2 separate regions of the Homo sapiens genome follow, and region 2 is linked to region 1. A link is an interaction called in ENCODE POLR2A ChIA-PET data of the cell type or tissue named here. Cell type or tissue: GM12878. All regions are shown on one strand. Links, peaks and the distances in the headings refer to the core of each region. The heading gives the core; the rest is flanking DNA. Region 1 overlaps ETFA (electron transfer flavoprotein subunit alpha). Region 2 holds the start of RCN2 (reticulocalbin 2).

Evidence for each region. Peaks named below come from ENCODE experiments on the same cell type or tissue, not always from the same donor. Only the 100,000 strongest peaks of a DNase experiment are listed, where the experiment ranks them.
Region 2: POLR2A ChIA-PET joins it to region 1 with 6 read pairs; 2 of 35 experiments call an interaction of 5 or more read pairs at or near these places.

The regions. Positions count from the first base shown.
Region 1 is chr15:76,220,588-76,228,042 of GRCh38, forward strand. It overlaps ETFA (electron transfer flavoprotein subunit alpha), which reads right to left. Exons shown (of 12, transcript NM_000126.4): 11 at 5,262-5,342. Among named protein-coding and RNA genes, the nearest start is that of ETFA, 87 kb to the right of the region's middle. In GM12878, for the core only: no CTCF peak of the experiment used is centred there; a DNase peak (open chromatin) is centred at 3,124; H3K27ac peaks cover 2,312 bases.
Region 2 is chr15:76,931,514-76,938,968 of GRCh38, forward strand. It overlaps RCN2 (reticulocalbin 2), which reads left to right and starts at 236. Exons shown (of 7, transcript NM_002902.3): 1 at 236-472; 2 at 848-953; 3 at 4,013-4,209. The coding sequence starts at 329. RefSeq lists a silencer at 1-678. In GM12878, for the core only: no CTCF peak of the experiment used is centred there; a DNase peak (open chromatin) is centred at 4,298.

The DNA.
Region 1 (7,455 bases), core at 1,574-5,573:
AAGGGACTTATATCCATAATATATAAAGAACACTAACAACTCAAGAACAAAAAGATAATGTGATTTAAAAATTACAAAGGATCTAAATAAACTTTCTCCAAACAAAATATACAAATGGCCAATAAGCAGATGAAAAGATACTAAATGTCATTTGCCATCAGGGAAATACAAATCAAAACCACAATGAGATACCACCTCACACTCATTAGAAGGGCTATATTTAAAAAGACAGACAATAACATACATTAATGAGTATATAGAAAAACTGGAGCCCTCACAAATTTTTGGTGGGAATGTAAAAGGGGGCAGCCACTTTGAAAACAACCTGACGGTTATTCAAAATGTTAAACTCAGAGTTACCAGGTGACCCAGCAATTCCATTCCTAGACATCCATCCAAAAGAAATGAAAACATAGGTCTGCACAAAACCTCATATGTGAATGTTCATAGCAGCATCATTCATAATAGCCAAAAAGGGGAAAAACCCAACATGTCCATCAAATGATAAATGAATGAACAAAATGTTACATACCCCTACAATGGATATTATTTGGCAAGAAAAAGAAACAAAGTACTAACACAGGCTATAACATGGATGAACTTTGAAAACCTTATGCTAACTGAGAGAAGCCAATCACAAAGATCACATATTACATAATTCAATTTATATGAAACATCCAGGACTGGCCAATGTATAGAAACAGAAAGTAGATTAGTGGTTGCCAGGAGCTGGGGCTGGGGGCTGGAGATGCAGAATGTAAAACAGGGAGTGAATGCTGACAGGTATGGAATTCTTTTTGGCATGATGAAATGTGTGATAGTGGTTGTGTAACTGTGAAAATACTAAAACCCACTGAATTGTACATTTTTAAATGGTGAGTTTTATGGTACGTGAATTATATCTCAGTAAAGCTGTTATACTAAAACAAACAAAAAACAGGTGGTGCCCTATGCCCTATCACTGTGACTACAATTATAATATTTACCAGCACCTACTATGTACCTGGACAGAACAGGCAGGCTAATATTTGTCACAGACTCTATTAGTATTAGGTACAGTATAATCTCATTTAATCTTCATTACAACCTTTAAAGAGGTAGTGTAATATTTACATTACTTACAAGCAAGCTGATGTCCAGAGATTAAATAACTTAGCCAAGATAATTTAACTAGTATGTGGCCAAGGCAGAATTGGAATTAAAGCTCTTAATTACTATAACATATTATTTCTGAGGGAAAAACAAACTTGTCCTTTATAACTAATGATTGTTGAAGGGTCAAGCAAAACAATTAATATAAGAGAATAAAATGTTATGCATATTCATTTTTACTCCAGATACGGTTCTACTTGGTGAGCAAAATATCACCTAGGGAATTATTAGTCTAACAGCTGTATATACATGTTATACATGATACAATTTGCAATTTAAAATTTTCACACAAAAATTAGGCTAAAAAAGTCCTTTCTGTACGCTATTATTTGACTTCTATTTTCTTTAGATCATAAGCCAAAATAGGTAATGCTAATTAATTCTCACCCATAATTTGTATAATTAATTGTATTTCTTAATGTTATATAAAGATATTACCTTATATGTTTCTTAATGTTATATAAATATATTTTTTAAAATTATAATTTTAAAATATAATTACAATACATAAAATACAAAAAATAAAAATAAAATATTAAAAATATAAAATATATAACATTAAGAAATATAATTATACAAATATTGTATTTTTTATTTTTTAATCAAAAGTATTAAATATTTGATTTTTAAAATATTTTAAATATTTGATTTTTTAAAAACGAGATCGCCCCAGTAAGGAATATATTCACCAAACCACTTTGTCTGTGCTCTTGTGTCAGAATTACTACAGTATTCACCTACAATAAGCTCATTCTGATTTCAGCTGAGAAAACAACTTCATGCGTACTCTGTAGGTTCCTAGAGTCTGTCAAAGGTGCGATTTTTACTGCACCTTATCCAAGGTACAATAGTAGTGGTGAGCCACCCAGCTGTAGTACCTGCTGAGCCAGAGAGGCAGAGAAATGAGAGAGAAGGGGAACAGAAGCAGGACCCTGGCTTAGTTGTGCCCATAACCTGTGGATTGTCCCAAATCACATCTCTCTGGGACAGGCAACTTAAAAAGAATGCACCTGGCTTGTGTTACTCACATGGTAACAAAGAGGAGTCTGCCATATGTTTAATATTTTTATAATCTTTAGTTTTTTTCCCCCAAACTGAATTTTTTTTTTTTTTGAGACAGGGTCTTACTCTGCTGCCCAGGCTGAAGTGCAGTGGTGTAATCATGGCTCACTGAAGTCTCAATCTCCTGGGCCCACGTGAACCTCCTACCTCAGTCTCCCAAGTAGCTGGGACCACAGGCACACGTCACCAGACCCAGCTAATTTTTGTATTTTTTGTAGAGATGGGGTTTCACCATGTTGCTCAGGCTGGTCTCCTACTCCTGGACTCAAGTGATCCGCCTTTCCTCGGCCTTCCAAAGTACTGGGATTACAGGCATAAGCCATTGTGCCTGGCCTCCCAAACTGCATTTTTTAAGGAGTGATTAACTTCTCTACTTTTGTATTAATCAAATACATATATAACTGTACTTCAGAACTTTTTTTTTTTTTTTTTTTGAGACAGAGTCTTGCTCTGTTGCCTAGGCTGGAGTCCACTGGCACCATCTTGGCTCACTGTAACCTCTGCCTCCCAGGCTCAAGTGATTCTTGTGCCCCAGCCTCTCAAGTAGCTGGGATTACAGGCATGCATCACCATGCTCGGCTAATGTGTTTTTCACAGTTTTAGTAGAGACAGGGTTTCACCATCTTGCCCAGGCTGGTCTCAAACTCCTGAGCTCGGGTGATCCACCCGCCTCGGCCTCCCAAAGTGCTGGGATTGCAGGTGTGAGCCACCGCTCCTGGCCATGTACTTCAGAACTTCTAAGCTGTAGGAGATAGTCATTGCCTTAACACAATTCTAGCTAAAAGAACATAAACATGATATCTTGGTCTGAAGTCTCTCTCTAGTCCAATGTGGGCTTCCTAAAATACCAAAAGGAGCCTGAGAACCTGAAACTGGAAGTCAGCTGACTAGATGATTTTTAAGGCCTCGTTCCACTTCACTGTCTTAGGACTCTTTCTCACTGAGAAACCTCCGTGTCCACACACATGCATAGTCTCATGCCAAACCTTGGAGCTGCCCTTAATGCAGGAGCACAATGTGTGTGACCCCATTCTATCAATAATGACTACAAAGAAGCTCCTGCCCCAAGGCAGGTGTCCACTGGAAGAACACTGAAAATTTCCAACTGCTTAACAGTTTATCTTTTTATCATGAAAGCCCCCATGTGAGTTTTAATACATAGTACACAGGCAGACAGAAAAATGTAACAAAATTACTTACAAGTTTATTAAAATATTCTCTTGAGGAAAAAAGGCAACCACAGTAGACATCTACTTGCAAACATGGATGAGGTTCAGAAAGTATTTAATTTTGCTTTTAAATAAAAATAATATTTACCCCCTATTCACACCAATAGTAAGAACTGAATTCTTACTACGTGAACAAAGTTATCATTACACAGAGAAAAAAAAATTCTCTTTTTCATACCAGCCCCCCTTCCCACTGGAACATCTTAGTGGGAAAATGACTGGCATTACTGTTTGTTCTTACACACTTGGGCCAGGCAACATGAGCAGCTGACCTACCTGAATCCCAAATACCAAATACAGAGCTTCAGGGTTACTGAAGAGGGGTAATGTTTTTCCCAAGCCAAAATCTAAGCTCTTTGGCGGGGGCCTTCTGAGGGGAAGTATGCCCAACACTGAGCCAGAGCAAGAGCCCCATCCTAGTCTTTGCATGCAGTCTGAGCCATCACGGAGTAATCGGCTCAAGGGTCCTATTTCCATCCTTCACTGAGCATGAACATACTTCAAAGTACAAATGTACTCTCCAAGCACACTCACTAGGTTCCTCTAGATCATATGCAGTGCTGGTGAAGTCACAGAAATGGGCCAGTCCTCTTGCTGAGGGAACCACCTGTAGCTCTGTTCTCAGGCTGAAGCCTCTCCACTAAGGCCCATAGCCCCTCGCTGTGGTTCTACATGAGGGGTTCCTCACCCCAGCAAACCCACTTCTCCTAGGGTTGGATGCTATTTTCAGAGTGTCAATTCCTGCATAAGTGATTTCTGCATAAGATAACCTAGAAACGTGTAGGCAGACCCAGGAAAAAGAAGAGACCAGGCCACGCATGAGTCATGACCTTTAAATGTAGCCAAATGAGTATCAGGTGCTCATCACCTGTAATTCACTAATTAATATCATGAAAGTAATTTTTCTCATGGGAAGGTCAAATATGGAGGTGACGGCAAGAGAGAAGGAACACTCAAAAGTGAAGAGTGTGAGGAGTGAGAAATAAGTGCTCTCCCTACACTCGTCAGCTAAGGAAGGCCATTAACCCACAAACACAGCAAGCAGAGCATTCCTATTGAGACAGATAAGCTGGATATGGGTGCCTACTCTCCCCTGAAAAGCTCTAGCATTCTTGGCAAATCCCTGAATAAGGGGGTTTGATGTTAATTTCTTTAGGGTACCTGCCAAATATGATTCCAGGTTATAAATTACTTGAATCACTTCACATTGTGCATTAACTTAGCACATGAGATGCCAAAAACCATGTGGGTTTTTTTTGTTTTGTTTTGTTTTTGAGACAGAGTCTCTCACTCTGTCACCCAGGCTGGAGTGTAGTGGCACGATCTCTGCTCACTGCAAGCTCCGCCTCCTGGGTTCACACTATTCTCCTGCCTCAGCCTCCCGAGTAGCTGGGACTACAGGCGCCTGCCACCACGCCCAGCTAATTTTTTGTATTTTTTAGTAGAGACGGGGTTTCACTGTGTTAGCCAGGATGGTCTCGATCTCCTGACCTCATGATCCGCCCGCCTCCGCCTCCCAAAGTGCTGGGATTACAGGTGTGAGCCACCACGCCCGGCCGCCATGTGGATATTTTAAAGACAATTTGGACTCTTTCTTAAAAGGAAAGTTATAATGCTCTATATAAACAACACATATCTACTCTTAGAGCAACTTAACTTTAAGTAGGTCAAAATTGTGTACATATATTAACAGTATACATACAAACACAGACACACAAACACACAATGTTTTCTTTTAATAGCTTCATCCCTAACCATTTCTGAGAGTTTCTCGGATGACAATCTAGATAATAGCAATTTCTCTCAAGGCCAGCTTACCTTAAATAAATCTGCAACTATTCCATAATCTGCCACTTGGAAAATTGGAGCTTCTGGGTCTTTATTAATTGCCACAATTGTCTGTGAAATAAAAACAAAGAGTTTGACTTTTACCAAGAAAACATTTCACACAGACTGATAGTTCTATTTTAACTTCCAATATATTAATATTCTTAAAATGTCTACCAAATAAGATTTGAGGCATCTGTGTCAACACTGTAAATTTATTAGAAATTTCCAGGTTGGAATGTAATAAAATTCTCTCTTACCCACATCTAGCCCATCTCAGTATTAAAGAGTTTAAAATCATTATTTTTTAAAAGTTCTTCTTTTGACTTACAAAAAAAATATTTGATTTTAGGTGAAAAAGTAACAAATCTATACCCAAATCCACAGCCTTTGTAGTGCAAATTATTTTGTCCTTCATTTATTATTTTAAAATTATTATTCTGGAGGACAGGCACAGTGGCTCATACCTGTAATCCCAGCACTTTGGGAGGCCAAGACGGGTGAATCACCTGAGGTCAGGAGTTCGAGACTAGCCTGGCCAACAGGGTAAAACCTGTCTCTACTAAAAATACAAACATTAGCCAGGCATGGTGGCATGTGCCTGTAATCCCAACTACTTGGGAGACTGAGGCAGGAGACTCACTTGAACCTGGGAGGCAGAGGTTGCAGTGAGCAGAGATCACGCCACTGCACTCCAGCAGTGAGACTCTGTCTCAACAAAAATAAAAATAAATAAATAGGCCGGGCACGGTGGCTCACGCCTGTAATCCCAGCACTTTGAGAGGCCGAGGTGGGCAGATCACAAGGTCAGGAGATCAAGACCATCCTGGCTAACACGGTGAAACCCCGTCTCTACTAAAAAACACAAAAAATTAGCCGGGCGTGGTGGCGGGCATCTGTAGTCCAAGCTACTCGGGAGGCTGAGGCAGGAGAATGGCGTGAACCCAGGAGGCGGAGGTTGCAGTGAGCCGAGATCGCGCCACTGCATTCCAGCCTGGGCGACAGAGTGAGACTCCGTCTCAAAAATAAATAAATAAATAAAATAAAATACAATAGAATAAAATAAAACAATTATTCTGGGATATTCTAACAATATGAAAGCTAAAGTATCTTGTCAGCCTGTTAGTAAGGGACGTTAAACAGCTTTAAGTCCTTATGTACATAGCAAATAGATTAATAAAAGAAGCAAATTACTTATATCTCTTATAAAAGCTGTCAAACATTTCTCTTATTTGCTATAAAAATATTCTTAAATGCAGGCCAGGCATGGTAACTCATACCTATAATCCCAGCACTTTGGGAGGTGGAAGTGGGAGGATCACTTCAGCCCAGGCGTTCAAGACCAGCCTGCGCAACACAGGGAGACCCCATCTCTACAATAAAAAATAAAAGCTTATGCCTGTAATCCCAGCACTTTGAGAGGCTGAGGCAGGCGGATCACTTGAGGTCAGGAGTTCGAGACCAGCCTGGCCAATATGGTGAAACCCCACCTCTACTAAACACACAAAAATTAGCCAGGTGTGGTGGTGCGCACCTGTACTCCCAGCTGTTTGGGAGGCTCAGACAGGAGAATCGCTCAACTCTGGGAGGTGGAGGTTGCAGTGAGCCAAGATTGTGCACCGTATGTTAGCATGGGTGACAGAGTGAGACTCTGTCTCAAAAAAAAAAAAAGGAAAAGCTATCATTCAAATCATTCTTTTATTAATATCAGATAGTTTATCAGTACAAATAGTTTGGTATTCCCCACAGATGCTTCTAACACCACTGCAGTTAGACTCTAATGTAGTATTATTTTAATAGATTGTGGACTAAAAATAATTCAAATCTCTAGAAGTAAAATTAAGTTTCTACCTACCTGGCATTGTATGTTGTGAAAACAGCTGGTATTAAAAAATACATTAAGTATTTTGATGTAGCCTGACTTAAAATACAGGCTACAGGATATCCAACATCTGTGTATTTCCCTTAGAGGGGTTCCTCAGAGAGATGTGCAGAAGATGCCAGAATGTCTAAGATTGGAACATGGTATAGTCCAGGTAACTGCTAATCCAGAGAAACATGCTACACACATTAAGATGCATAGTCAGAGACAATAAACAAGTTTCAAACGTGAGCCTCAAATCCAAAGGCACAAGAACAAACATTCTGAATTGCAGGTGTTGATTTGCATTGGCGTGTTTCTCTT
Region 2 (7,455 bases), core at 1,824-5,823, 710 kb after region 1:
GAGCTCTCTGGGCGGCCGCTGACCCCGACATCGCGGCGGCCCGCCCCCAGCGCCGCGCTGCCCAATCAGCGGCGCGGCCTGGTGCCCCGCCACTCCGCGCCGGCCATATAGGCCTCCTCCTGGCGCGCCTCCGCACCGCATTGGTGGACCGGCCCCCAGCCCGTCCATGGGCGTTGTGGCCGCCACCGCAGGTTCCGCCTCCCGTTCCCTCCGCCCTCAACGTACGTCGCACCGCCTCTCTGTAGCCGCCCGCGGAGCATCGCAGCCGGCCCGGGCCCCCGCCAGCCTCCCTCCTCGCGTCCCTCGGTGTCCTCCGCGGGCCGGCGCGATGCGGCTGGGCCCGAGGACCGCGGCGTTGGGGCTGCTGCTGCTGTGCGCCGCCGCGGCCGGCGCCGGCAAGGCCGAGGAGCTGCACTACCCGCTGGGCGAGCGCCGCAGCGACTACGACCGCGAGGCGCTGCTGGGCGTCCAGGTGAGGCGGCCAGGCCGGTGCTGGGAGGGCCGGGCCTCGCACCGCGGCTGCCGCGGGCTTTGTCCCGGGACAAAGGGGGGCGGCCGGGCGAGGCCTGGCAGGGGCGGCCTGACAATGGGGGCCGGGCGGCGCGGCACTCGCTCTCTGGGGGTCCTGGGGCCTGGAAAGCCTGAGGAGATAGCACGGCCCAAGAGCTGGATCCCTTCTACCCCTCAGATCATGGAGGGTGTGTAGGGGGTAGGGGCCTTGAAGTGCAGGTGCGGGTCACCCCGAAACCCTTTGGCAAGGGGGTCTTCTAGTAGCCCTGTTTTTCTCCACCATTTTGCCCCACTGATAGTAATGCTTGGCCCTCCTGTGTGTCGCTTCCCCCTAAAGGAAGATGTGGATGAATATGTTAAACTCGGCCACGAAGAGCAGCAAAAAAGACTGCAGGCGATCATAAAGAAAATCGACTTGGACTCAGATGGCTTTCTCACTGAAAGTAAGGACTGCCCTACACGACTAACAATGGAGACAAACACAAATATGTTAAGCAGCGGTGTCTGCTGAATGTATAGATTGCTAGTGTCCCAAGTTGGAAGTCCTGTGAGAAGGAGAAAAGGACATGGAGAATAGGCTTTATACTTACAAATCTTTAGACACTGAGAACCAAGTAAAACTCGGTGCTTTCTCCAGTTATATATAAACATCATTGACCCTGTACTCTATGTGGAAGTCACACCTTGAGACACCCTCTTTCTCACGTGACTTTTGTTAGTGTCAACAATATGATTTATTTTAGAGAAATATGCCCCAAAACTTTAAGGCAGTAAATGATTTATCGCTCTTTTGATATATGCTTCATTTAAATTTTAGGAATTTGCTTCTTTTTTTAAGCAAGTAGAAAAAGACCTGTTGCCTGTGAATTACGTTTATTATAACATTATACCAAAATGTTAGAGCTGGTAGGGGCCTTGGGATCATCTTGTCCACATCACTTTGTAGAGATGAAGAAATGAAGCACAGGGATAAGTGCCTTCTACAAATAAGTGGCAAAGCTGGACTAGAATCCAGGTATCCTGCTCTTAATTCAGGTTTTAATATCCTTCAGTTAAAAAAAAAAATCTGATGCTCTCAGGTAAATTCTCTAGTCAGAAATGAAATGCACAGACTATTAAAAGAATGTTCTAAATAAATTGCTGTGCAGTTGTCTCTCCCCATTGTTCAATTCAAATGATGTTCCCTGTCAGCGTTCCAAGTGGGTCCTCAGAAAAATTCAGGTTGTTATTGTGACTCTTAAGTTAGCTGTTTTTCTGTAACTCTCATTTAAATGCTGTTCACCATCAAGGAATTAAGTTGCTGGAGACAATTAAAAACTGGTAAATTTAAGATGTGCTGTCAATGACATATTCACATTGGAACCCTCTGGAAGATTAAGGGCTTTTTTCTTCCACTTAGTTAGACAATAATAACAAGACCTTTGGTCTCTGATTATCCAATCTAAGAATAAGTCAATCTTTGGTTATACTAGAGTAATCAAAGAACACAACACGTTGATTTGGAAGACTGCGTGGTACCTATCTGTCAAGACCTAGATATGTTCAAATATTTAATAGTAAGGTTTTAAGAAGTTTAAACTTAGAAAAGTTTTAGTCCAAATATTCATTATACAGATGAGAAGAAAAGCTTGAGATGGTAAACTACCCCCTGATGGCAAAGCTGAAGTGTGAACCCACATTTCTGATCCCTGTTCCATTCTGTTTTCTTCTATGCCATGGTGATCTCTTTAAATAAACTAGAAGAAAGATTCATGGTGCTTACGAAAGCCTTCATTCTACTTGAGGACCCTTAAGATAATTTTGGCAATTTGCTCTTTGAGGGCCAGGTCTGGAATCAGATGTTAAGAGGTAGCAAAACTCAGTAGGAGTTGGCTTTGAAGCCAGACAGGTTTGAATCTGGACTCTGCTATTTACTAGTTGTGAAGGCTTGGACTTTTCTGAACCTCAGTTTCCTCACCTGTATAATAGTGATGATTATAATTGCATTGTTTTGAAGATTAGAGGCAACATGTACAGAGGAACCTGATAAATGGTATACTCATGCTGTCCTCACAAATATTCGTGTTCGTCCCTCCCTTTGTTTCCTTTAACGTAGTTTAGTAAATATTTTTATGAATAGTTTTTTGTTTTTTTTTTTGAGGCAGAGTCTCGCTCTTGTCACCCATGTTGGCGTGCAGTAGTGTGATCTTGGCTCACTACAGCCTCTGCCACCCAGGTTCAAGTGATTCTTCTGTCTCAGCCTCCCAAGTAGCTGGGATTACAGGCACTGGCCACCATGCCCGGCTAATTTTTGTATTTTTAGTAGAGACGGGGTTTTACCCGAGACCAGGCTGGTCTCGAAATCCTGACCTTAGGTGATCCGCCTGCCTCAGCCTCCCAAAGTGCTGGGATTACAGGCGTGAGCCACTGAGCCCAGCCAAATAGATTTTTTAAAAGTTGATTGAAAAGTGAACATTTGAATTTTAGAAACTTTCCCATGCCTTCAGGTACCAAGTTAAGACAGATAGCTGTTGCAGGAAGGGCATAAATTGCTACCCATAACTTCGTTAAAATTTACTCCAGATGTTTTAACAACATATTTAAAGGTAATATACTGAAGCAGTATTCTCAGTCACTTGAATACCTTTTCAGAATTTAGGCCATATCTACTTAACCATCTATTATTTTCTTACTATAGTTTTAATTCAACTCACATAAAATTTATTTTAAAGGAAGACTTTATGTCACCTTCATAAATAAAAAACACTGTTTTTTCTCATACATACTAAAATAAATAGCTATCAAAATATTTATGCTTCCTGAGAGATCTGTGGTAGTTAGCAAAGGTTTTCTGCAAGATTTTGGATAACATTTTTTTTAAAAGTAAAGTGCTATTTTGGCCAGTTGGTAATTCATTCAACAAATACTTACAGAGCCAGGAACTTTCCAGGCATTTGATGTACATCAGTGAACAGAACATACCCAAACTTTTATGGAGCTTACATTATATTTAGATCATATGTTATAGTATGGAAGCTCCGGCCAGGCATGGTGGCTCACGCCTGTAATCCCAGCAGTTTGGGAGGCCGAGGCAGGTGGATCACGAGGTCAGGAGTTAGAGACCAGCCTGGCCAACATGGTGAAACCCCGTCTCTACTAAAAATACAAAAAATTAGCCGGGTGTGGTGGCACATGCCTGTAGTTCCAACTACTCAGGAGGCTGAGGCAGGAGAATCGTTTGAACCGGGAGGCAGAGGTTGCAGTGAGCTGAGATCGCACCACTGCACACTCCAGCATGGGTGAAAGAGCGAGACTCCATCTCAAAAAAAAATAATTAAAAGCTTCATGAGCTCTTCTAAACAGCCTTTCCCACTTCCTACCCCATTTCTATTAATACAACTAGGCCAATTCTCAGTATTTGCAAACATCAAAGATTTTGCCTTTTCAGAGAAGGTTTGGAAATCCTTACTCTTAAGTATCAGAATTAACGTCACATGCGTTGTGTTCTGGGAAATTCTCATAGGTGAACTCAGTTCATGGATTCAGATGTCTTTTAAGCATTATGCTATGCAAGAAGCAAAACAACAGTTTGTTGAATATGATAAAAACAGTGATGATACTGTGACTTGGGATGAATATAACATTCAGATGTATGATCGTGTGATTGACTTTGATGAGAACACTGCTCTGGATGATGCAGAAGAGGAGTCCTTTAGGAAGGTGAGTTCATGTGCACAAGCTGTTTCTTTTGATCATGTCAGTTCACTTTACCTTCCTGCATGAATGAGCACATTGAGGGCCTGAGGTCATAAGCTGGATTGTCTTGTTCTCTAGGAAATCACCTGTTCCACTTCAGCAGTCATTTTGATGGTTTCCTTTCTGGCCAGATTTAGGACTCTTATTCTAAATTACCTACATGATCCTTCTATCTGTTTTTCTCGGCTGCATCATTTAATTGTCCTCATTTCCAGAGTTGCTTTTTAAATGTGTTTTGAATGAGTATCTCAATATTTTAATATCATTGAATAATCAGTTTTATCTTTATTAAGAAGGCCATTATGGCCCATTCCCATTTTTAAACACATAGTTTTATATACTCACTTAAAAAAACTGCGGTTTCCACATCTGTGGATTCAAACAACTGAGAATCGTAAGTATCCAAAAAAGTAAGTATTAAAAAAAAAAAAACTGTGTCTCTATTCAACATATACAGAACTTTTTTCTCTTGATTATTCCTTAATATAGTATAACAATGATTTATTTCTCATTTAAGTTGTAATTTATATTATAAGTAATCTAGAGATGATTTAAAGCAGAGGTCCCCAACCTTTTTGGCACCAGGGACCAGTTTCATGGAAGACAATTTTTCCACGGGACAGTGTGTGGCGGGGGGGTGGGGAATGGTTTTAGGATGAAATTGTTCCACCTCAGATCAGCAGGCATTAGGTTCTCCTAAGGAGTGCGCAACGAAGATCCCTCACATGTACAGTTCACAGTAGGGTTTGCACTCCTATGAAAATCTAATGCCACCCCTGATCTGATAGGAGGCAGAGCAGAGCTCAGACGGTAATGCCTGCCACTCACCTCTTGCTATGTGGCCCAGTTCCTAACAGGCCATGAACCAATACCCGTCCGCGACCTAGGGATTGAGGGTCCGTGATTTAAAGTATTCAGGAAGATGTGTGTAGGCTATGTGCAAATACTGCACCATTTTATATCAGGGACTTAAGCATTCTCAGATTTTGATAGGGAGGTCTTGGAACCAATTTCCCAGGAATGTGTGAGGGAGGACTGTGTAACAAATTGACCATTGTAACCATTTTAAAGTGTACAGTTGAGTAATATTAAGTACATTCATGGTGTTGTGCAACCAATCTCCCCGACTCTTTTCATCTTACAGAGTGGAGACTCTCTACCCATTAAACAATAACTCCCCATTCCCTCCTCCCACTAGCTCCTGGCAACCACTGTTCTACTTTCTGTCTCTGAATTTGGCTACTCTAGGTACCTCATCTAAGTAGAATCATACGCCGTATTTGTCTTTGTAACTGGCTTATTTTTACTTAGAATCCTCAAGATTCTTCCATTTTGTAGCATGCATCAGAATTTCCTTCCTTTTTAAGGCAAAGTAATATTCTGTTGTATGTACAGGTTGAGTATCCCTAATTCCAAAATCAAAATGCTCTTAAATATGAAACTTTTGGAGCACTGACACGACACTCAAAAGAAATGCTCATTGAAGCATCTTGGATTTGGGATTTGCAAATCTCTGTGGGATCCTGCTTTCCATTGGTTTGGGTATATACCTGGAAGTGATACTGCTAGATCATACGGTAATTCTATTTTTAATTTTTTGAGAAACCACAGTACCATTTTTCATAGTGAGTACACCCTTTAAAATTACTCCTTTTTTTTTTTTATTTTTATTTTTTGAGACAGTATCTCACTCTGTTGCCCAGGCTGAAGTGCAGTGGTATAATCTCGGCTCACTGCCTCCTGGGCTCAAGCAGTCCTCCCAGCACAGCCCCCGAAGTAGCTGGGATTTCAGGCTCAAGCCACCACGCCCATCTAATTTTTGTATTTTTTGTAGAGATGGGGTTTTACCATCTTGCCCAGGCTAGTCTCAAACTCCTGAGGTCAAGTGATCTACCCACCTCAGCCTCCCAAAGTGCTAGGATTACAGGTGTAAGCCACGACACCTGGCCCCAAATTACTCATTTTTTGAAAATTTAGTATCTGTGTGAGTTCTAATGTGTCTCATGGTTTAATTTGTTGAAATATATGCTTCTTAAGCAGAGCTGAGAAAGACTAATTTTATTTAGGAATTAGGAACTTTTTAACACTTCTAGGAAGTCTATTAAACTAAAAGTATATCAACAGAAATGACTGTGAGCTTGAGAAATTGATATATCAAATACTTTTGTATTTCAAAGCTAATTTTAAAGAATTAAAATCTTTTTTATAGGTACATGATAGTTGTATTATACATACTTACAGAGTACATGTGATATTTTGATATCACACAAACGTATATTATAATGATCAAATCAGGGTAATTAGAGGATCACCAAGAATTTTTTTAAGATAGTTTTTATGTGTAGAAAAACATAAAAATAAAATCAAACATGCTGTTGCAAACTGTCCCAAAATATTAGTCAAGGGTGCTTGGAAAATATTCAAGGCTCTTCTGTTTCTTAACTTATCCTGTTTTGGTATATACCTTTTAATTTTTGTTGTGGCCATAATTTATTGTATTAAACAATATAGTGTAACAATGATTTACTCCTCATTTAAATTGTAATTTGTCTTATAAGTAATCTAGAAATGATTTAAAATATTTGGGAAGATATGTGTAGGTTATATGCAAATGCTATGCCACTTTATATCAGGGAATTGAGTATCCTTGGGTTTTGGTATCTGTGGGAGGTTCTGGAACCAATTTCTCACAAATATGGAGGGAGGAGTGCATAACAAATTTACTATTGTAACCATTTTAAAGTGTACCATTCAGTAGTGTTAAGTACATTCACAGTGTTGTGCAGCTAATCCCCAGAACTCTTTTCATCTTGGAAAGCTGAAACTCTGTACCTGTTAAACAACACCCCATTCCCTCCTTGGTAAATGCTTTCTAAGTGTGCTATTTATTTAGAATCATATTGGCCGCTTGAACTCTGTAAGCCACCACTAACTCTAAGTTGGTTAATTCTCTGCTAATAACTACAGCATCAATGTGGAGGTTTGGGGCTCCATCCTCAGAGCCAGTCTGCTTAGCTTCACATTTAGCTCCAGCACTTCACGGTTGTGTAACTTTGGGCAAGTTATTAAACTTTCATGTGCCTCAGTTTCCTCATCTCCAAAAATGAGGATAATAATTCCCATTCAGGCCAGGTGTGGTGGCTCACACCTGTAATCTCAGCACTTTGGGAAGCCAAGGTGGGAGAATCACTTGAGCCCAGAGTTCGAGAA